Regions from separate parts of the Mus musculus genome. Here region 2 is linked to region 1. A link is a contact called in ENCODE Hi-C or POLR2A ChIA-PET data. All regions are on one chromosome and are shown on one strand. The core of a region is the stretch at or near the end of the contact, and the rest is flanking DNA. Distances in the headings are between cores, read along the strand shown.

Region 1 (5,121 bases), core at 678-3,177:
CATCTATCAACTCAGTTATATCTCCAGACCGGCCACAGCTGTTAAGCACCTTTGATGGTGTTTTCTTTCTGGAAAGGAGCCGCTGAGCTGAACTTAGCAAGTACAGGGAATGCCTGCAAGTCGACTTGATGATCCTTTGTTGGGAATCCTGCATCTCTTCTCTATGCCTACACCTAGAAGAATCAGATTTCTTCCCTCAATAAAGAGAAAAGGGATTGGAGTTCACCTTGGATGCAACCTTGTACAATTGGACATTTATGCACTGACTTCAAGGTGAAGCCCAGGAAGTCCAAACCTAACTTAAGGTTAGCATTGCATCCAGCACGGAATCCAGAGATACTATCTCTGGATGTCTGGATAGTTTTATGTTCAAGCTTAGCAGATCCTTCAACAAGTAGAGACTGTTTCAATCTGCCCAGCCCTGCTTTCGGTTTCCCAGATTTCCTGGACTTTGGGTAAGAGCATGTGACTACATTCTAGGCCAAGGAAATGAAGACAGAAGTGATGGAAGCGACTTCTGAATCTGAGGCTAAATTCTAGTGTGACTTTTCATCCTCCTTTCTTTCCTGGTCCACTGCCTGGATATAGAAGATGGAGGGGTCCAGAATAACAAGAGAAAGGGGGCCTGAATACCAGTCACTATGCAATAAAAAGCACAAAGCCAGGCATGATAACACAGGCTTTTAGGCCTAACATTCAAGAAACAGGCCAATCTCTATGAGTTCAAATCCAGGCTGATCTACATACTGAGATCCATAAACATATGGCTACATAAACAGGTGACGCCCTTTCTAAAGAAAATAATTTTTTAAAAAGGAGACTAGTACAGAAATCACAGGATTGTGTTACATAAGAAACAACTTTCTTTAAAAGATTTATTTTTATTTTATGTGCATGAGTGTTTTATGCACACCAAACTCATACCTGGTGCCCAAGCAGGCCAGAAGAGGATGCCAAGTCTCCTAAAACTAGAGCTACAGATGCTTGTAAGCCACCGTGTGGGTGAGCCCCACGTGGATGAGACAACTCTCTACAACCCCCACCCCCACTAAACTGTTATTACTTCAAGCAAAGATATTTTGCTCTTTGTCTGTCTATCTGAACCATGAAGTTTGCCGTTCAGGAAATGTTTCTCCTCTTTTTCTTCTATCAGTAGAATATGCTCTATATTCAACACAGGAAAAGGGATGGGAGTGGGGATGGATGGCGTTTCAGCCCTGGGTGATATAATAGAACTCACTGTCCATGGGGGTTGTAGGAGCTGAAGAGGTAACTTTTTCAGGAGTGCAGTATCCCACTCCTGGAATGGGTTAACAAGAAAAAGCAAGGTTTGCAGGCACAGGAGCTTTTTCCCCTCTTTTTCCTTCTAAAAACCACATTGAAGGTTAACTGAAGGAGAAAAACCGCACCCTCCAGTACAGTGTTTCTAAAAGGCCACTGAGAAAAGGAACAGCGGAGCCCTCCCGGGAGTCCTAGCTCCCACCTCCGCCCTTAGACAATGCCTGAAAACAGCTTGTTTTAAGAAGCACCAACCACAAGAAAATAGAAAGAAGGAGACTCTGGAGAGCAAACGCAAGAGACTTGAGGCGACGCGGGTGGGGTGTCTCCCGCGAGCAGGGCTGCAGCAGAGCGCGCGTGCTCGCCCGCACACCCACAACCCTACACCACACATACATTCAACAAAACCCCAAGTCCTTCCCCGCTGCCCCCCCCCCCACGCCCTTCCCGCGGGGTGAGCAGCAGGCTCCTGGGTACTAGGAAAAGGAGATATATCAAGAAAAGAGACCACCGGGAGCTGGTGCCTGCCACCCTCCACGCGGGATCGCAACGGGTTAGGAACGCGGGCCGAGAAGGGCGGAGCCCCAGGCAGCCTGGAGATGCTGAGCGCCCCCCAGCCCCCGCGCGCGCTGGCCACGCCCTCCGCGCGGGCTGGCCACGCCCTCGTTGCGGCGGGCGAGAGGCGGGGCGGGGCGCGGTGTATATAAGACGAGGGGCGGGCGCCGCTCTTTTGTCTCTTGCTGCAGCAACGAGAGTGGGAGCACCTGGAGCGCGAGCTCGGAAGGAGAATCCACGGTAAGGCACAGCGCCGGCCTTGGGGCCTACCCTGGGTGGGGTCGGGCCAGTTTATGGCTGGCGGGCGCGTTCCCCTTCGGTTGCAACAGGCGACCCGGCGGTTTGGAATCTTCTGGGGCTAGCAGGCCACGCCCTGGGGCTTCGGAGGGAGGGTGTGGTGGACGAGTCTAGGATCCTCGGCCTCCGGGCTGCGGGAACGCCCAGGACTGGGAATGCCACGTTGAGAGGCGTTCGCGGAAGGCGCGGGATCCAGGACGCGCTGGTCACCCCCAAGCCCCTGGCCACCCATTATCACCTTGTTTCGCCCATCAGAGTTGTAAGAAAATGGCAGACAAGCCGGACATGGGGGAAATCGCCAGCTTCGATAAGGCCAAGCTGAAGAAAACCGAGACGCAGGAGAAGAACACCCTGCCGACCAAAGAGAGTAAGTGTGCCCCGGGTTCCCACCCCAGCGCTCCTCCCTTCCCTGCTGTGCCAGCCCGGCACCCCCACCCCCATCCGGCCACTATCTTCCCACCCCGAATCTAAGGCCACAGCCACCCTTCCAGTCACACAAAGCACTTTGTCTCTTCCAAACCCCTTCTCTGTCCGCAGGCCTCGTGGGTGCCTCACCCACACCAGGTTTGTGGGTTGGGTATGGGGGGCTGTAAGGTAGCTCCAATGACCACATCCCTCCCTTCGCAGCCATTGAACAGGAAAAGAGGAGTGAAATCTCCTAAAAGCCTAGGAAGATTTCCCCACCCCACCCCACCCCGCCCCATCATCTCCAAGACCCCCTCGTGATGTGGAGGAAGAGCCACCTGCAAGATGGACGCGAGCCACAAGCTGCACTGTGAAACCCGGGCACTCCGAGCCGATGCCACCGGCCCGCGGGTCTCTGAAGGGGACCCCTCCACTAATCGGACTGCCAAATTTCACCGGTTTGCCCTGGGATATTATAGAAAATTATTTGTATGATTGATGAAAATAAAAACACCTCGTGGCATGGTTGGCGTGGTCTGAATTTTTTAGTTGAGTATGCGTGGGCAGAGCGGTCTGGGAGTGAGTTGTGCCGCAGGGAGAGAGGAGGGGACGTGGTAGAATGGGTGAGGAGGATGTATCGTTTTTATTTTTGTTTTACGTGCTTCTCGACATGCGGTTTCCTGGGTTCTCAGTTGCTTCGCCCTTAATGCGATCCATGTCAATTTTAACCCCATTTTGAAAAATGCTGTCCAAAAGATTAAGCTTTGCTTTTGATCGGCTCTTCAAATCCTACCTTTTCTTCTGCCCTCTTAACCTTTCACGCACACCAGAAGCAGTGATTTGTTAAAGTCTGAGAGGAAAGGATGCAAAGAATCATTCAGGAATGTGGGAAATTGGGCGAGGTCGGGGTCCATCCCTCAGACACAAACACACGAGGTTTTCTATTGGGTGTTAACAGAATGAGGTGAAATAAAAACAAAGGCCAGATAAAACCGCATTATATCACAACTTGCGGAACATCTTCAGAACTGCAGCCACGGAGATCAGCCTAGTTTTTTGTCTCTGAACCTTATGCGAATGCGTTAGCCATTATAGAGGGAGCATAGGCTGAGCTGCCTCCCAGACAGATCCTCTGAGGGTGGAAGAGAGCAGCGGGTGCGTGCGTTGTGGCGGCAGAACTGAAGGAGGTCACACCCTTTCATGACCCACAGGGAAGGGGTGGGACCAGCACAGTGGGGCTAATGGAGGAGGAGCCCAAGGGTATTGGGCACTGAAGCAGGCTTATGATTACAGGGGTAGCCTTTTCCTGTAGGAGGGGAGGGAGGGAAACAATTGGATAGGGTTTGCCCCACATTTTTGCCTTACCCCCAAGGGACTGGATAAATAGATGAGGGCAGTTAGTTCAAATGAGCTGTATCCTCCTGGTCACAAGAAATTTAAAACCTAGTAGTGAGACCGGCAGTCAGGGCAGATCAGCGGACAGACAGGTTGGGGAGCCAATGCCTGGTTTACATAACAGATCAACTCCAGCTGGTACCTGGAGGCCTCCATCACCTCTGAATAGGGAAGGGCTCTTTTTCTCTGCTGTTAGTGATTCCCACAGATGTAGCTTTTGTAGTGACCCAGGGTAGGATGGGGCTGAATTAAGTCCCAATGCTTGAGTAAGAAGTCTCTAGCTAATGCTCCTGTAAGTGGGCCTCATAAGCTCATTAGTTTACAAGAAAGAAGAGAGAAAAGCCTACTGAATCTTCACTGGCCTCCTCTCAGGTCATGCTAAAGCCAAGCAGCTCCCATGCTTCCCTTCCCCCACGGGCTTCCCTTCCCCCACGGGCTTGACGCTTTAATTGACAGGGCCTGAGCATGATGAACCTCATCATGGTTTGAAGAAGCCAAACATCATTTCCCTCCCTGGGCCCAGTTCAGGGTAGGAAGGAAATACTGTTGATTGACAATGAAGGTAATGAGGGAAGGCTGCCCAGTAACTAAGTGGCGGCTACGTTAGGCAGCATTGTCTCTAGAAGAAACACCTGTGAGATGGAAATAGACACGATTTCTTTTGTCTTAGCAGTTCCAGTGTGTAGTCTACTGACCCTGCTTTGGATCTGGGGTCAGGCAGTACAGAGTGGAGATGCAAAGCAAAGCAAAGCACCGGAAGACGTGGCCAGGAAGCAAAAGAGGAAGAGGAAGGGGTAGGGGTCCCACAGTACACCTTCCACTTGGCCCCAGCTCTTAAAGGTCCCACCACCTCTCAACAGTGCCTCCTGAGGAACCAGCCTTCATCACATAGGCCCTTGAGGATCATCTCAAGATCCAAATTATAGGAAGAACCATGCATAAATTAGGAAGCCAGGTGTGGAGGTGCATGCCTGTAATCTCAGCACTTGGGAGATGATGTTTAGAGGATTTAGAGTTTGAGGTCATCTTCAGCTATCCAGTGGATTCAAGATCTCCTGGGCTACTTGAGACCCTGTCTCAAAACATATGCATGCACACACAAGTGTGTGTGCGTGCGCACACGCACACACACACACAGTGGGATGCTTATTTCTGCAAAATTTAGAGGCCATGTATTTGGTGAGCTTAACA
Region 2 (5,121 bases), core at 1,161-3,660, 290 kb before region 1:
GGGATTCCTATCATCTTATTTTAACCTAAAAGCCTAAATAATTTGTAACAAGAAAAAGGAGAAGAGGAAGAGGAGGAGGAAGAATAAGAGGAAAAGAAAGAGGAGGAAGATGAAGAGGAAGAAGAGAAGGAGGAGGAAGAGGAGGAAGAGGAGGAGGAAGAGGAGAAAGAAGAGGAGGAAGAGAAGGAGGAGAAAACAGTAGCAGCACTAACTTGTGAGACAACATGGCCACTGCAGTGGCTTGGAAATATTGCAGGTGTGAGAGAATTCCAAGGTCTGCCAACTAAGAGGTTTTTAAACATTAGTCACTTGTAACCTTAATACTAATACTACTAATACAAAAATATCCTAGTTTAGATCTTAGATCCCTCAGAGTTTTAACAGCATGCCTCCAGCAACAGAAAGCTAAATCTCTTCTAGGCCTTCAGTCTTGCAGTCTAGGATGAAAGACGTTCAGTTCTGTGGGGTGAGGGTTGCTAAGGATGAATTTAAGGAACCAAATCACCTAGACATTCCTCTTCTGGAAACACCTCTATTAACACAGCAGACCTTCTGGATGGAGGCTGGGTCTTGGACCAGAAAGACCTCAGCAGAGAGAGACATTGGTGCATAGGTGAGTGTTCCAGAAAACTAGCTAATGTGCACATCTGGTGTTCCACATCTTAACCCACAAACGATTCCAAATAAGCTGGCTTAGGCCATACCCAACACACAAGTGTTCAAACTCTACCAGCCACAGCACTTACTGGCACAACTAATGCCTTCCTTCCCTTCTATTTGGAGCACATTGAGGTATCCTTTTAATCAGTCAAGAAGGTGCTCCAGAAAACGTTCCCAAATACACTCAACTCTTTCACATTTGGCAAAGTTACCAAGTCGGACCTCTGTCCTCAAATGACCTGGCAATGAGGTACAGCTACTGGGTGCACACTTATCCTTGAACACTTTTAGGATACCCAAGAAAGAAACTAAGTCTCACCTACTATCTGATGCGAGAGGAAACAAGATGTCACAAAGAAAAGAGTGTTACATGAGTGTCTATTTCTGAGCAGTAAACTGACTCACTTATTCTACACAATGAAACCAAACCACTCATTACTTCTTAACATCTCCTAGATCTGGATAAACCTGACAACCAATCACTCATCACAGTTTTAATCGGCAATCATTTCTCCTGTTAGTGATAGGCAGGACAATGCTCTGCTTCACAAACCAAGCTATTACTTGAGAGATGTTTGTTTGTTTGTTTGTTTAGTAGGCTTTTGTTTGTTTCATTTCGTTTTGTTTTCAAGACAGGGTTTCTCTGTGTAACAGCTGTGGCTCTCTTGGGACTCATTTTGTAGACCAGGCTGGCCTCGAACTCACAAAGACCCGCATACCTGCCTCTGCCTCCCAAATGCAGGAATTAAATGTGTGGGCCACCACATCCATCGAGAAATCACTTTTTAAAAAAAGACTATTATACACATACGAATGATTGGCCAGACTTCAAAAACGACATGACCGGTTCCCAAGCTGTTTCCTATCGTACCTAACACAGAGACTTTGAACGCAGCACTACTTTTCAAGAGTCAGCATTGCAGGATAGCAACCCTGGGAGATTGGTTCTCAGAAACTGAGGTGTTCATTGGAGTCTCGTAAAGAGCGACACATCATTGGTCAGCTTCCAAGCTCCTACGGGGCCACGTTGACTCTGGGTGCAGAAACCACCTTTCCGTTGGCCCTACCACTTCAACAGAACGGTCAACTCCAAGTGCAGAATCTTTCGGGACAAATTACAACCTCTTCAACCCGGGGGCTCACACTCCCAGCAGAGTTCATCCTGGACCTCTTTAGCCTTGGCTCCAAGTAAGGGCCAGCCCAGAGGCCACCTCCACCTCACCCCCCCCCCCCCGCCTCCACACACACACACCCCGTCACCGAGGGAACTAGGATATTGTTGCCGTGTCTGCAGGGCGCCCTGCGAAGTGCATCGGCCGATCCACGACCCCATCGGACAAAGCCCCCTCCACCCCCGAGGTCTGCCACTGGCGTTTGGACCGGTGGCTCCCTCGCCCCTTCCGAGGGCCCGCCCGGAAGAGCCCGGACACCGCCGGGGCCAGAATCAGGAACCCGAGGTCTACGCAAGCATGGAGGACAGAGCCGGGCCGGCACGACTCACGGAGGAAGGTGCGCGACAACAGGCGGGCGGCGGCGAGGCCGCTGCTGCTGGAGACCATGGTTGCAGTGGCAGCCGCAGCAACTACTGTTGCGGTCATCCCCCAATGACACTCTCAGGACCCCGGGACCTTGGCATGGGCTCAGGCTCGCGCAGAAAGGTGTCTAGAGGAGTAGCCTGAATATCTTACGCTCCTCGGAGTCTCTTCTCAAACAGTGAACGTTACAAGTGGAAAAGAACAAGAAGGATGACGTTTGAAAAGCAAACAATAGCTCTGTTCTTTAGTAGATGTGGGCTTGGGTAACCATAAACATAACGGCAATGTGTGGGACAGCCCATGAGAGGCCCGGCCGGCGCGTGGTGTTGTGGGAAATGTATTTTTTTTCCGAGTAAGCAGCGTGCTGAAAGGGAAGGGGTTGGAAGCGATTTAAACTCCGGCGTGGGCGCCCAGGAAAAGCCGTGACAAACGCTGAGGGGAGGCGCCGGCAGCAATGCTATGTGCCAGACCGTGATCCTGCACTTTGTTTTTTTCTGACCTGTTACAGAGAAGATTGTACTCCTCTTGTCCTCCCTGTACGGTTCCGGAAATTATCCGCACTAGTGGCCGGCAAAAGAAAAAAGGAAAAGTGACCAAATACTTAAAATTAAAAAGCCCCTTAGCTGACAGTTTCCTGAAGCAGGAATCTCTTTATTAAACAAACTGGCGCACTGCCTTCGACTAATGCTAATTATTTACTAATGCTAATTATGCCTCTTTCTAAAATCCTAAGGACTACAACTCGAGATCAAATAGGATTTGTGCCCAATTGGAACAAATTATTCACTCCACTCTTTTAAAACCTTAGCAAGTCCTTGAGCCAAAGCACCACGTTTCTTGTCTAAAACCGCGTTCCTAAGATTCCTTATCAGTATAATCAATAAAGTTATTTTAGCTCAGTAAGGTCGTCATTATAATTCGCACCATTCTCATGTGTACTTGTCTTGTAGATCCTGCCCTTGTGGTAAAGTTAAATATCAGTGCTTTCCAAATAGGTCCAGTGTGAACATTTTTTTAAAGATTTATTTATTTACTTATTATGTACAGTGTTCTGTCTGCAGTATGTCTGTGAGCCAGAAGAGGGCACCAGATCTCATTACACTTGGTTGTGAGCCACCATGTGGTGGCTGGGAATTGAACTCATGGACCTCTGAAAGAACAACCAGTGTTCTTAACCTCTGAGCCATCTCTCCAGCCCGCGAACAATGGTTTTAAGGAGGAAATTTTTCACTGAATCTTTACTTAATAATTAAGCATTTTGTTTCATTTATTTAACAAAATGTGTAATACATAGTATATATAACATATAGTATAGATTGTAAATATGTGTGTGTGTACACTATATTGACAACATTATGCTGATTGGACCAAGTGAGTAGTGGATAGCAGCCAGTTTGAATTCATGGGTAACACGTAAATTCAACCAAAATTCAAGAACCTTCTAACTCAGTGAAATTCTTAGGAGTGCAGTGGTTTGGGGCATGCAGAGCTATCCTTCTATTGTAAAGTTATTGTGTCTGGCCCCTCCCACTGGAAAGAAGCACGGTGTTTACTGAGCCTGTTTGGATTTTGGATGCAGCACCCTCTTCACTTGGGTGTGTGACTCCAGTCCATAGTGACTCAGAAAGCTACTAACTTTAAGTGGGGCCTGGAGCAAGAGAACGCTCTTGAAGAAGTCCAGACTGTTGTGCAAGCAAGCACACTACCACTTGGCTCAGGTGATCCAGCAGACCCAATGGTACTTGAGATCTCAGTGACAGGCAGGGATGCTGTCTGGAGCCTTTGGCAGGCCCCTAGGTGAGTCACAGAAGAGACCTTTGGATTTTAGAGAAAGGCTTCATCATCATCTGTAGACAATTCTCCCTTTAAGAGGCAGCTGTTAGCCTGCTATTGGGACTTAGTTTGACAATGGGACACCAAGTTACTATATAACCTCAAGGTACTCTGTAAGCTGCTCATCATGCACTGGAAATTATCTGATCCACCAGTCATAAAGCAGGATGTGCACAGTAGCAATCTATTAATAAATGGAAGTGGTATATATGTGATCTGGCCCAACCAGGTCCTGAAGGCACAAGCAAATTACATGAAGAAGTTCTCCAAATGCCTATGGTTTCCACTCACATTACAATGCTGTCTGCTGCCACACACACACCTATAGCCTCAAGGTATATCCCCTATGATCAGCTGGCTGAGAAGAGAAGACTGGGGCCTGGTTCCCTGATGGTTCTGTACATTATGCAGGCATCACCCAGAAATAGACAGCTGCAGCATTACAAACTCTTTTGGGGACAACCCTGAAAGACACCAGTGAAGGGAAATCTTCACTGTGGACAGAGCTTCAATAGTATACATAGTATTACAATTTGTTTGGAAGTCTAAATGGTGACTTAGGGTTTTACTGCTGTGAACAGACACTTTGACCAAGGCAACTCTTACAAGGACATTTAATTGGGCTGACTTACAGGTTCAGAGGTTCAGTCCACTATCATCAGGGCAGGAGCATGGCAGCATCCAGGCAGGCATGGTGCAAGCGGAGCTGAGAGTTCTATATCTTTATCTGAAGGCTGCTCTGAGAAGAATCACTTCCAGGTAACTAGGACTAGGGTATTAAAGCCCACACCCACAGTGACACACCTACTCCAACAAAGCTACATTTCCTAATAGTGCCACTCCCTGGGCTAAGCATATATAATCCATCACACATGGCCAGATTGCACTATTGTTCACTGATTCGTGGGCTGTAGCCAGTGGGTTGGCTAGATGGTCAGAGACAAAGAAAGAAGATGATTGGAAAATTGGTGAGAAAGACATCTGGGGAAGAAGTATATTGATAAAAGGATGCAAAGATACTTGTATCCCACGTTAATGCTCACCAAAAGGTGACTTCATCTGAGAAGTTCAATCACCGAGAAGATAGGATGAC

What was found. Hi-C counts contacts between places; a loop is a spot of excess contacts on that map. ChIA-PET counts read pairs that join two places held with the same protein, here RNA polymerase II (POLR2A).
Region 2: a map of T-helper 17 cell shows a loop between it and region 1 (2.8-fold over the local background). The contact joins the promoter of Suclg1 here to the promoter of Tmsb10 in region 1. A Hi-C loop is called at or near these places in 3 of 37 maps with a recorded cell type or tissue (T-helper 17 cell, adrenal gland and left cerebral cortex). POLR2A ChIA-PET finds 5 or more read pairs at or near these places in 2 of 5 experiments (both embryonic stem cell).

The regions. Positions count from the first base shown.
Region 1 is chr6:72,955,289-72,960,409 of GRCm38, reverse strand. It overlaps Tmsb10 (thymosin, beta 10), which reads left to right and starts at 1,927. Exons shown (of 3, transcript NM_025284.4): 1 at 1,927-2,073; 2 at 2,386-2,497; 3 at 2,758-3,063. The coding sequence starts at 2,398. The coding sequence ends at 2,792.
Region 2 is chr6:73,245,794-73,250,914 of GRCm38, reverse strand. It overlaps Suclg1 (succinate-CoA ligase, GDP-forming, alpha subunit), which reads right to left and starts at 2,410. Exons shown (of 9, transcript NM_019879.3): 1 at 2,162-2,410. The coding sequence starts at 2,258. Gm38834 (a long non-coding RNA gene) reads right to left here and starts at 2,152. Exons shown (of 2, transcript XR_869182.3): 1 at 1,532-2,152.